2 separate regions of the Homo sapiens genome follow, and region 2 is linked to region 1. Evidence: chromatin loops called from intact Hi-C (ENCODE). Cell type or tissue: B cell. All regions are shown on one strand. Links, peaks and the distances in the headings refer to the core of each region. The heading gives the core; the rest is flanking DNA. Region 1 holds the start of NCOR1 (nuclear receptor corepressor 1). Region 2 holds the start of TRPV2 (transient receptor potential cation channel subfamily V member 2).

Region 1 (10,133 bases), core at 4,547-7,046:
GGTACAGCTCTTTAATAAATTCATCCTTATTTTCAATAGGTTCATAAAAATTTGGGACCAGAATTGAAAATTTTTTCAAATAAAAAATACAGAGCATGCACTTGGCACTCAATGTTTTTATTGTCTTTCATTATTTCCTCTGAATCCAACTTATCATTTTGTTTTTTCTTGTATGTTATTCATGTTTGGTTTATTTTATAAAGACAGGGTCTTGCTCTGTCACCTGATATGAGAGCTGACAGTGCAGTCTAGAGGGGAAAGGCTCTAGACAGAACAAGACCCCATTTTTATAAAATAAACAAACAGGCCATGCTCAGTGGCTCATGCATGTAATCCCAGCACTTTGGGAGGCCGGGCCAGGTGGATCACCTGAGGTCAGGAGTTCGAGACCAGTTTGGCCGCCATGGTGAAACCCTGTCTCTACTGAAAATACAAACATTAGCCTGGCGTGGCTGGGCGCGGTGGCTCACGCCTGTAATCCCAGCACTTTGGGAGGCCAAGGTGGGCGGATCACCTGAGGTCGGGAGTTTTGAGACCAGCCTGACCAACATGGAGAAAGCCCGTCTCTACTAAAAATACAAAATTGGCTGGGCGTGGCGGTGAATGCCTGTAATCCCGCTACTCCAGAGGCTGAGGCAGGAAAATCGCTTGAACCTGGGAGGCAGATGTTGCAGTGAGCCAAGATCGAACCACTGCACTCTAGCCTGAGAGACAGGGTGAGACTCTGCCTCAAAAAAAAAAAAAAAAAAAAAAAAAATAACAATTTAAAAAAACACAAATAAAGAATAAATAACATACAATAAAAAACAAAATGGATTCAGAGGAAATAATGAAATACAATAAAAACATTGAGTGCCAAGTGCATGCTCTCTCTCTCTATATATATTTTTTGAGACGGAGTCTCCCTCTGTTGCCAGGCTGGAGTGCAGTGGCGCGATCTCAGCTCACTGTAACCTCCGCCTCCTGGGTTCAAGTGATTCTCCTGCCTCAGCCTCCCGAGTAGCTGGGACTACAGGCGTGGACCACCACAGCCAGCTAATTTTTGTATTTGTAGGAGAGACGGGGTTTCAACATGTTGGCCAAGATGGTTTTGATCTCTTGACCTCATGATCTGCCCGCCTCGGCCTCCCAAAGTGCTCGGATTACAGGCATGAGCCACCATGCCCGGCCTATATTTTTTATTTGAAAAAATTTTCAATTCTGGTCCCAAATTTTTATGAACCTATTGAAAATAAGGGTAAGTTTATTAAACAGCTATACCTATAATGTTTTGCAAATAAAATCCAGGCTTCTTTTGAAGACCTTGTAACAAATTTGCTTATAATTTGACTCCTATAGTTGTAATATAAAATACAAATACAACTAAAAGCTGGCCAGCCGGGTGTGGTGGCTCACACCTGTAATCCCAGCACTTTGGGAGGCCGAGGTGGGTGGATCACTTGTCAGGAGTTCGAGACTAGCCTGGCTATCCCAGCAAAACCTCAGCTCTACCAAAAATACAAAAATTAGCCCAACATGTGGTGCACACTGTAGTCCCAGCTACTCGAGAGGCTGAGGTAAGAGAATTGCTTAAACTCAGGAGGCGTAGGTTGCAGTGAACTGAGATTGCGCCCCTGCACTCCAGCCTGGGTGACAGAGTGAGACTCCATCTCAAAAAGAAAACTAAACAAAAAACCCCCCACCAAACCTAGAAGCTAAGAAAAAATGGTGGCATTACTTGTAACTATTTGCAATTAATATTCTTAACAGAGCATAAATTTTAGAAGAAAAGTGCTTGGGCTCCAATTCTTAATAAATATGTAAAATGGTTTACTTTTACTGGTAACAAAGGTTTTTGGGGGAGAAGATACTAAACAAATTAAGAAATTTATAAAAAATGGCCAGGTGTGGTGGCTTACGCCTGTAATCCCAGCACTTTGGGAGGCTGAGGCGGGCAGATCAAAAGTTCAGGAGATCAAGACCATCCTGGCTAACACAGTGAAACCCCGTCTCTACTAAAAACTAAAAACAAATAAAAAAATTAGCTGGGCATGGTGGCGGGCGGGCGCCTGTAGTCCCAGAAAGAAGGGCGTGAACCCAGGAGGCAGAACTTACAGTGAGCCGAGATTGCGCCACTGCACTCCAGCCTAGGCGATAGAGCAAGACTCCGTCTCAAAAAAAAAAAAAAAAAAATTTATAAAAAATGTCAGTCAATGCTACAGAAAGTAGTATATTAAGACAGATACTCTCATTAGTGCCAGTAAGAATGTAAATAGGTAGGCCAGGCATGGTGGCTCACACTTGTAATCCCAAGCACTTTGGGAGGCCAAGGCAGGTGGATCACTAGAGGTCAGGAGTTTGAGACCAGCCTGGCTAACATGGTGAAACCTCATCTCTACTAAAAATACAAAAATTAGCCAGGTGTGGTGGCATGCGCTTGTAAACCCAGCTACTTGGCAGGCTGACGCAGGAGAATCACTTGAACCCGGGTGGTGGAGGTTGCAGTGAGCCGAGATCACGCCACGGCACTCCAGCCTGGGCAACAGAGCGAGACTATCTCAGAAAAAAAAAAAAAAAAAAAGAGTAAGTTGGCATTTTGTTTTTGGGAATGTGTTTTGCAATGCAAAGCCTAAAAACAGCCAATTTTAAAAATTAATACTCATGAAATAATATAAAATACATAAAGATGTTCTCTGCTCTTTGCAATAAACTAGGAAAAAACCCTCTGAATGTACAAACAATAAGGGATGATTAAGGTTTATCCCGATGAAGCCATTTAACAGGCTATACATTTAGATCTAATTAATATAGGTAGATGTTTAAAGTTTCATGAGGACACTGCTCTTATCTAGCTTTCCACTTTTGTATCCCTAGGGCATAGAATAAGGCCTAGCACATAAATGTTTAATAAGTATTTGGTAAATAAATGAAAAAGTAATGTCGAGTAAAAACGATATAAAATTTTATAAAATGTGATTTCTGTGAAGAAGCTGTATAGAAAAAGAATTGGAAAGACACACAAACAAATGGGAAAAGAGGTCATGGGCAATTTAAAAAAATAGCTTTATTGAGGTATACTTTGACATGCCATAAAATTCACCCATTGTATGTGTACAATTCAATTACTTCATTTATACAACTGTTCAATTATCACCATATTCCAGCTTAATGGTCAATATTTGCTTTGTCATTTGATCTTTTCTCTATGGTAAGCAAAAATCTATTATTTGAAAGGTTCCTTCACTGAAAGCTGGGTGGAGTTGAACTCTAAAATTACCTACAAAATTACTTTCTATCTAGTCATCTATGTCTAATTCTTCAATTTGACACATGCATGTTACTAGCACAAGCTGCATTTTAAAGGCAGCAGGAAGGTCTTTTACTATCATTAGAAGTTAACTTTAAGGATTGAGCAGGCACGATACAGCATAGATTGTTTCGTGTGCTATATAGTAAGGTCAATATTCTTGCTCCTTCTACAAATAAAAAAAAGTTCCACAGAATAACAAGTACAGGTGGAGTTCCCAACGGAAATGCAGGTACTGAATACAACCAACTGCAACTGTTTCTCTGCTCCTCAATCCTGCTGGCGTAGTACGCGAGCTGCCGACGTCCCCCAACCCACCAGGTAAGCCGGCCGCTCCTGTCCCTAGGCTGTGAGGGGTTCAGAGGTAAGACCTTCGGTGTATTCACTTAGCTCCCTACGGAAAACTTCGAGAAGAAGGCGACTGAGATCGGTTAGCACTTAAATCCCTTTCAAAGCCCCGGCTCCCATCGCCCCTCCTATGGCCTCCTACCTGCAGAGAAGCAAAGCAGGTACACCCAGTGCCTTAGGCGGGCCAAGCCTAGCACTGTGGGAGCAAAAAACATGGCTTCATCGTCAGGGTGCGCTATGACCAGCAGGGTCCGGCTTTCGGCTCCCAGCCGTCCTCCCTGCTCCCGACTCTTCATTCGTTCTGAGGAGTCCCAAACCCAGAGGAAGCCCCATGCCAAGACCGCCAACGCCACACACAGGAGCCACATTGCTTCCATGATGGGTAAGCAGCACTGAGCCTGCGCAGTAGGAAAGGCTGCCTCTGACCCTGACTCCGGCTGGAAAACTTCACCGGGGAATGTTGGGTTCCGCTGTTAAGTCCCTCCCGCCGACATGCTCCGGAAGCTTGAGGTTTTAACGTTAAGGGTTCTCTTGTGTTTTAACACAGAAGTCTCCATGCCGTCCAGTTTCCTACCCTAGTCCTACCACACTGTACAATCGGTTTAAAAGGAAGCGTCTTATATATAAGCTCCCACTTATAGGAAGAGTTCCTTCCTCTTCATTTTCGAATTCATTTCTTAAAACTCGGGCCTTTCTCGTAATTATAGGGTTAGACAGCCCGTTATCCGTATGACAGTTTTCCAAAATAGCCAGTTACACCAACTTTGTTATTCCTTCTCACTTTTGGATGGCTTTCTTTACCTTTTTTTTTTTTTTTGAGAGGCTCTGTCGCCCAGGCTGGAGTGCAGTGGAGCGATCTCGGCTCACTGCAACCTCTGTCTCCCGGGTTCAAGCGACTCTTCTGCCTCAGCCTCCCGAGTAGCTGGGACTATAGGCGCGCGCCACCACGCCCAGCTAATTTTTGTATTTTTAGTAGAGAGGGGGTTTCACCATGTTAACTAGGCTGGTCTCGAACTCCTGACTTCGTGATCCGCTCGCCTCGGCCTCCCAAAGTGCTGGGATTACAGGCCTGAGCCACCGCGCCCGGCCCTTTCTTTTTTTTTTTTGAAACGGTCTGGCTCCGTCGCCCAGGCTGGAGTGCAGTGGCGCGACCTAGGTTCGCTGCTACCTCAGCCTCCCGCGTTCAAGCAATTCTCCCACTTCGGTCTCCCCAGTAGCTGGGATTACTGGCGCGCGCCACCACGCCCGCTTAATTTTTGTATTTTTAGTAGTGACGGGGTTTCTCCATGTTCGTCAGGCTGGTCTCGAACTCCTGACCTTAAGTGATGGCCCGCCTCGGCCTCCCTAAGTGCTGGGATTACAAGCGTGACCCACTGCGTCCGGTCGGGCCTGGCTTTTCTAAAGGAACGTATGCGTGCGGTTACGAGGAACCGTCGTTTCCCCAGCAGGGTGAGGCTGAGCGTGCACTTAACAGTCGCGAGGGCCACAGGCTCCTCTTGCAAGTAACTTAAGGTTAAGGAGCAACATCGTGGACAAATCGGCCTCGCCCAGCATTTCAGTGAGGGCTTGGTGCGAATTCCAGCCAGAGCCCTAGAAAGTATCTTGGGCAGGTCGAAATGCACCCCTCCAGCTCCCAGCCACGAGGGGACCGGCTTCCCTGTACGCAGCTCCGGCCAGAGGAGGCCGCCGCCGCCCCACCACGCCGCGGAGGGGTTTGCAGGGTCCCTTCCACGGCCTGGAGTTTTTCCTTTTCCCACGCCTGAGGAAGGCCTCGGGCGCGCGGAACAGACGGGCAGGCGGGGGGCGCACAAGCCCAGGGCACGATGGCAGCAGCGCTGGATCCGGCTGGGCGCTGCTCGGCCCCGTATCCGTCCGAGAGGACCGCCGCTGCCAGGCCTAGAGGAGACATGAAGAGACCGGGCGCAGCGCGACCCGGGAAGCTCCGCCGAGGTAGGAGAGGCGCCCGGCCAGCGGAGGGAGTTGGTCTCCCAACTCTCCGGAAGGAGGAGGAGCCGGCGCTGGAGCCGCCTTAGCCGCGGCTCCGCGGGCTGGGGGGAGGGAGAGGGGTTGAGTCAAGATGGCGGCCAAGGTGGCGAAGCAGCAGCCGCGGCGGCGGCGGCGGCTGGAGTGAGCGTCCGACTCGCCGCGCCGAACGAGGTCCCGGTGTAGGGCCGCGCGCCGTGGCCGCGTCCCACTCCTCAGGCCGGGGCGCACGTCGGCTCCCACGCTTAGCCAGCTCCCGGTGAGTAGGCCCTGGCGCCTGCAACCCCGGCCTCCGGGCTCCTGCTAGTCCGGGGGCTTCCGAGGGCTCCCGGGGCAGCAGCCGCTGGGACGGTTTCTCCGCCGGGCGGGGGGTGTCGCAGGCCTGGGCAGGTCGGGACCCGTCCTGGCCGCCTGGCCTCTTCCACTCGGCAGCCCAGGAGAGAGCCGGGCGCGGCGGGGAGCTCGGGCTGGGCTAGCGGAGGCTTATGGAGTTTGGAGGAAGAATGGGCTGTGGCCGGGCCGGGGCTGGCCCCGAGGTGTCCTGTGCGGAGGGGCGTGCGGAGCCTACAGGGCCTGCGAGGGAGAGCGGGCAGCCGGTGCCCCGGGTGGGGCCGGCGCAGGTGGCGGGCCTGGGCTCACTGAGGCGGAGTTGGTGGCCGACTTGGAAGTGTAGAAGGGGCTGCGGAGGTTGACAGCCATGGACAAGTGCGTGCAGAGTAAATTAGTTCACCTTTCTAACAGACCGCTTCAGGGTGTAATGGCGAAGGCTGGGTACTGGTGGAGATGGCAAAGATCCGAACACTATACCTTCTGCCGTTTATTGTTGGTGTTTTCTTAAGCGAAGTCCGTAAGTGCACCCCTTTTTGGGGAGAGAGGAATTTGAGAAACTGTAGTTGTGAAATCAGCCTTTATGGAGAGGAGACTGAATTCTTCAAATTAACTGGATCAGGAATAGTCATGTATTAAAGGAATGGATGGGAATAAGTGATATGGACGAAAACTATTTGCTCAGGAAGTGTCAGTTTTCTTTATGTGATGTTGCATGCTGCGGTGCCTCTTCCACAGAGTTAACCTTGGAGAGTAGTAGTATAGGTAATTCTAATCTTTGGGATTAGTATGTAAACCTGCATCAGATTTGCTTCTCTAATTATATCCTAATTATATTGAAATTTACATTCCTTGTGTGCACCCTGGTGAGGCAGTGATGGAAGGCTGAACATGGCACTGTGCAAGGAGCAACAGGCCCGGGATTTAAAAATGCCTACAAAGATTCATTCATTCGTTCAATATATCTTGATCAATAGCTGCTGATGCTGGGTCACATGTGATTGTCCTGTGGATAACTGAAGAGTTGATGGCATCGTTTAATTTTTAATAGCTTTTTAAAATGTTTTGATGTACCTTTTCATGAAGATATTTATTGGATGAACCAACTTGTACTTGCCCGGGCTCAGGAGCAGACCAATTTTAGAATGTTATTTAGACAAGGGTAACAATTACAGAAGAAGTAACCGCAAGTTACTGGAGAGAGAAATCTTGTATCTTTTTTTCTTTTTCTGTTAACATCCGGTGGAAGTTTATTTATTTGTTTTAATATTTATAGTACCCAGTTGCTTGGCCTTGCTTTAAGCACACCTGTTAATGGAAATCAAGATTAATTGTATATATGGATATAGCTATGTATAAAATGCTCACAGTAGGAACTGATTACTTACAATACTAAAATACTCTTTCCTTTTACAAAAGGCTTGCCATATGTTGAACTACTCCCCCGGAGAAAATATAATACAAAGTATCTTGATTCTTGCTCTAACTATGTGATTTTGGAACTTGATCAACCTTTCTGTGCTTCAGTTTCCTCATCTTGAATATTAGGTAAACATCTACTCTCCTAGGGTTGGCTGTTGTGAGCCTAAAGGGAGTTAATAGTTATAAAATTGTTTTAAACAGATTGAAGGGGTTATATTTCTGTGAGGTGGTAACAGCTCCCTCTGGGCTCCTGTAATGCTTTTTCTGCACATCTCTCGCGGCATTTACACTTTCTATCTTGTAGGTATTTATGTACCTATTTTATCTCTTGAGAGCAGGATAGGCCCTTCGCTGATTTTATCTTTTTTTTTTTTTTTTTTTTGAGACAGTCTTGCTCTGTCACCCAGGCTGGAGTGCAGTGGCGCAATCTCAGCTCATTGCAACCTCCGCCTCCGGGTTCAAGCAATTCTTCTGCCTCAGCCTCCCGAGTAGCTGGGACTACAGGCGCGTGCCACCATGCCTGGCTAATTTTTTTGTACTTTGAGTAGAGACGGGGTTTCACCGTGTTAGCCAGGATGGTCTCAATCTCCTGACCTCGTGATCCGCCTGCCTTGGCCTCCCAAAGTGCTGGGATTACAGGCGTGAGCCACCGTGCCTGGCTTATTTTTAATTGAATACTTGTTGGATTTAAAAAACAGTAAAATTTGTGTTTTGCCTATCCTCTTAATCAAAAAAGAATGAAATGATGGAAATTAACTTATAGGAAAGATTAGATTAGTTAATAACTTTTTTAAAGCTTTTTTTTTTTTTTTTTGGAGACAGGGTCTCTTTTGCCCAGGCTGAAATACAGTGGCTCGCTGCAGCCTTGACCTCTGGACTCAGGTGATCCTTCCACCTCAGCCTCCCAAGTCGCTGGGACTACAGGCACAGGCCACCACGCCTGGTTAATTTTTTTTTTTGTTTGTAGAGAAAGGGTTTGACCATGTTGTCTAGGCTGGTCTCGAGCTCCTGGGCTCAAGCGATCTGCCTGTCTCAGCCTCCCAAAGTGCTAGGATGATAGGGGTGAGCCACTGCACCCGGCCTTAAAAGCATTAAAAAAAATTGTGTTATGAATTGGTGAAATTTTCTTTTCTTACCTTTGTTATCTGCTGTAGAAGGCAAAGGCCTTTGGATAGACTGGGGGTTGATGTAGGTGAGTGTCAGGCTGTTTGTTTTTTAAAAAATATGTTTTGGTTATTTGGTTTTAATTGTATTCTGTGATCTATCTTAGTTGTAATTTCAAATTCTTCTTGATGCCTGGGAATGATGGAACTCTTGCATATTTAGTTCCATCTGTTCTTTTACTTAAGATACTGGATTTTACTAGACTATGATATAAAACAACTAGTAAAGATTGATCAGAATTTATTGTGTATAGTCTTATTTGTAGATTAGAGATTCATATATTTTTGTTTACTCACTTATATTCAACCAGTATGAGGTGCTTTTTATGTTCTGGCACACTACTAAATACTAGAAAGTTATAAAATATAGTCGAGCAGATCAGTTATATTCACAAATAACTCAGTCTATAGATTATCTTTTTTTTTTCTTTTTTTTTCCTTTGAGACAGGGTCTCGCTCTTGTCACCCAGGCTGGAGGGCAGTGGCGTGATCTCAGGCTCACTGCAACTTCAGCTTCCCAGGTTCAAGTGATTCTCCTGCCTCAGCCTCCTGAGTAGCTGGGATTACAGGCATGCGCCACCATGCCTGGCTAATTTTTGTATTTTTAGTAGAGACGTGTTGGTCAGGCTGGTCTTGAACTCCTGACCTCATGATCTACCCGCCTTGGCCTCCCAAAGTGCTGGGATTACAGGTGTGAGCCACTGTGCCCGGCCCTATAGATTATCTTATATTTGGTCCTTTTCAGGTTTGAGGATGCAAAAAATACATGTATACATGTAAATGGTTAAGAAAACATTTTGTTTCTTTTTCTATTAGCACTTTTTAAGAGCACTGGAAAACTATGAAAAGCTTCTGTAATGTAGTAATAACCGTATGTGGAGCATCTGTTTTTTATTTTGGTTTTCTTGTGGTGGCATTTTTCCTTGAACACTTATACTGTTCTTCTACCATTTTTTTCCTACCCCAGTAGCTTGTGTGGTCAAAATATTACTAGAATAGTCTTCAGATACAACCTATTTTTTTTTTCTTTGCATTTGAAAGTCTGAGACTGTATGAAACACTGCGAATGTTCCTATGGAGTTCTTCAGACAGTTTGCTTCTTCCGTATGTCCTGCTGTTACTTTTATTTAACAGCGATCTCAAAAACAACAAAATTGGTTAAAATAAAATGTTAATGGCAGGGCACAGTGGCTCATGCCTATAATCCTAGTACTTTGGGAGGCTGAGGTGATAGGACCACTTGAGGCCAGGAGTTTGAGACCAACCTGCACAACAGAGCGAGTCCCATCTCTACAAAAAAATTGAAAAATTAGCAGAGTGTGCTTGTGGTCCCAGCTACTTGGGAAGCTGAGCCTGGGAGGTTGAGGTTGCAGTGAGCCATGATCATGCCAGTGCACTCACTTCAGACTGGGTGACAGAGCAAGACTGTCTCTCAAAAAAAAAAATAAATAAAAATAAAATAAAAATAGCTAATTTATAGAATGTAGAGTCAGATTATCTAGTCTTGTTTTACTTTCGATAACACTGAAGGTCGGAGAAGTGAAGTGATTTACCTGCCTAAGTTGCTAAAGTTGGGCAATAGCAGAATCTAAGTCTTTTCGTAT
Region 2 (2,500 bases), core at 1-2,500, 200 kb before region 1:
AAGGGTGGGGCCTCGGTCAGGGTTGGGGAACCCTCATGGGCCCAGTGAGCAGGATCAGAAAGAAGAAGGAGTCAAAGAGTGGTAAGGAGACAGAAGGGTGGAGAAGGGGGCAGGGGGCAGGGGGCAGAGAGCAGAGAGGAGCGGCACCAGCAGAGGGAAGTGGAGAGGGTAGGCTGGGACCAGGCCCTGGGGACCCGGGTGGGGTATTTTCCCATGGAAACATGGGAGGTGGGGAGCTGCCTGGCTGCCTCAGTTTGCAGATGTGACCCACCACCCTTTCTACACACACTGGGGCAGAAGGGTGCTCTTTCCGTTTCATACCGTTTAGCCCATCTGTGTCCCCAACCAAACCCTGGCCCATTCCTCCAGCCCTAGACTCCCAAGCCCCAGCAGCAACAGTTGTCTGTCCAGCCCCCACCCCACCTCCTGGGACCCTCACCCACCCTGGCAGCAGAGGAAGGGGTGTGGAGGTCCAGGGAGAGGGTGCTGGAGCCCCACACAGACCCTGGCTCCAGGCTGTAGAAGCCAGGAGCCCACTAGGCCTTCCCCACCCCATCATTCACTGTCAGGCTTGGAGACCCGGCCCCCTCCAACGTCCCCAGCATTGCCCACCGACTTACCCCGCAGGCTGAGGCCAGGGCGTGGCGGCTGCTGGGATCCCGGAGCTTCTCAGTAGCAGGGGCTGCGGGAGGAAGTGAAGCCGGGAGGGGCTGCCGGCGCTGACAGCAGAGGAGCGGCGGAACCTCCCTCCCCAGCTCTGAGCACTAAGCTCCAGCAAGCAGGTTCTGGTCTCTCGGTCACCCTCAGCCCACCTGGCCAGCCGGCACGGTGGAGAACGGGAGCTTAACTCTCCCCTGTCAGGACAGGCTAGCCACCAGAGACTGACCATCTGGACACACCCTGCTGCGAATCAGGCTCCACCCCCACCCCTCCCCCTTCTAGCCACTAAGGTCTCAGGTGGGGGTGGGTGACACTCAGAGGCAGCCCTTGGATGCTGGGGACTTGCCACCCATGGAAGCTGCCATGGATGGGGGATTCTTCCCCAAGTCCACTGACAGCTATCTCCTCCCCTTCTCCACCACATGCCTTCCAAGCAGCCGTGTGGCCCATAAATGGGCCTGAGTTGACCCATGGCAGGGGAGAAAGCTGATGTGGACAGCCCCCAGGGAGAGGCTCAGCCCAGCAGATGCCCCTGGGAACACAGTCCCACCCACCCATCCACCCAGCAGTTGGGGGACTTTCCCACCTCCCAGGACCTTCTCCCAGCCTCCTGACCCCAGGACTCTGATGGCTAAAGTTCCCCTAAAGGTGCTCCAAGCACCAGCCAGCAGGTGGAGACAAGGAGGTGGGCACGCACTGCTAAAATCAGACCTCACCACCAACGGGGCCCTGGTCTGGACTCAGTCTTGGAGCTTGGGGACCCAACCACCACCGAAGTAGCCCTAGGAATCTCTCTCCCTCACTCCCAAAACCTGGCATCAGCTCTTCCTCCAAAATTTGTCTTTCTGAGTGGTCCAAGCCACTATCACTGCTCCCCTGGGCAACTGCAGCCACCTCCAAACTGGTCTCCCTGCTTCATTCTTGCCCCACACTCATAATCCATTTCTCCTTATAGCAACTGAAGTGACCTTTTAAAAATGGGAACCAGGGCCGGGCGCAGTGGCTCACACCTGTAATCCCAGCACTTTGGGAGGCCGAGGTGCATGGATCACTTGAGGTCAGGAGTTCAAGACCAGCCTGGCTAACATGGCAAAACCCCATCTCTACTAAAAATACAAATATTAGCTGGATATGGTGGTGGGCACCTGTAATCTCAGCTACTTGGGAGGCTGACGCAGGAGAATCGCTTGAACCTGGGAGGCGGAAGTTGCAGTGAGCTGAGATTGTGCCACTGCACACCAGCCTGGACAACAGAGCGAGACTCTGTGTCAAAAAAGAAAAAAAAAGAAAACCAGGTCACCTAACGCCTTGACTTAATCACAAAACCTCACCCATGGTGCTTGGAATAAAATGCAAACTCCATACCATGAGCCCTCAAAGTCCAGATGCCCTTCTCCATCGCTATCCGTCACTCATGGCAACCCTGTCATGCACATTACACTCTAGGCCTGCGCCATCCAATAAGATAGTCACTAGCCACAATGACTGTTTAGATTTAAATCAATTATAATAGGCCTCACGCTTGTAATCCCAGCACTTTGGGAAGCTGAGGTGGGTGGATCACCTGAGGTCAGGAGTTCCAGACCTGCCTGACCAACATAGTGAAACCCCATCTCTACTAAAAATACAAAATTAGTCCAGGCGCGGTGGCTCATACCTGTAATCCCAGCACTTTGGGAAGCCAAGGTAGGTGGATCACTTGAGGTGAGGAATTCGAGACCAGCCTGGCCAATATGGCAAAACCCCATTTCTCCTAAAAATAAAAAAAAATAGCCAGGCGTAGTGGCACGTGCCTGTAATCCCAGCTACTTGGGAGGCTGAGGCAGGAGAATCGCTTAAA

What was found. A loop is a pair of places that touch in the nucleus more often than their neighbours do. Peaks named below come from ENCODE experiments on the same cell type or tissue, not always from the same donor. Only the 100,000 strongest peaks of a DNase experiment are listed, where the experiment ranks them.
Region 2: it touches region 1 in a loop (2.8-fold over the local background); 4 of 110 quality-filtered maps call a loop at or near these places.

The regions. Positions count from the first base shown.
Region 1 is chr17:16,211,105-16,221,237 of GRCh38, reverse strand. NCOR1 (nuclear receptor corepressor 1) reads left to right here and starts at 5,704. Exons shown (of 46, transcript NM_006311.4): 1 at 5,704-5,876. It overlaps PIGL (phosphatidylinositol glycan anchor biosynthesis class L), which reads right to left and starts at 4,028. Exons shown (of 7, transcript NM_004278.4): 1 at 3,777-4,028. The coding sequence starts at 4,011. RefSeq lists enhancers at 4,003-4,252, 5,439-5,498, 5,076-5,991, 5,992-6,908 and a silencer at 5,769-6,238. In B cell, for the core only: CTCF peaks have their summits at 5,343 (motif pointing right) and 5,542; a DNase peak (open chromatin) is centred at 5,657; H3K4me3 peaks cover 2,404 bases; H3K27ac peaks cover 2,500 bases.
Region 2 is chr17:16,413,954-16,416,453 of GRCh38, reverse strand. TRPV2 (transient receptor potential cation channel subfamily V member 2) reads right to left here and starts at 883. Exons shown (of 15, transcript NM_016113.5): 1 at 621-883. RefSeq lists a silencer at 93-212 and an enhancer at 933-1,052. In B cell, for the core only: CTCF peaks have their summits at 1,118 and 1,321 (motif pointing right); DNase peaks (open chromatin) are centred at 783 and 1,333; H3K4me3 peaks cover 1,361 bases; H3K27ac peaks cover 1,461 bases.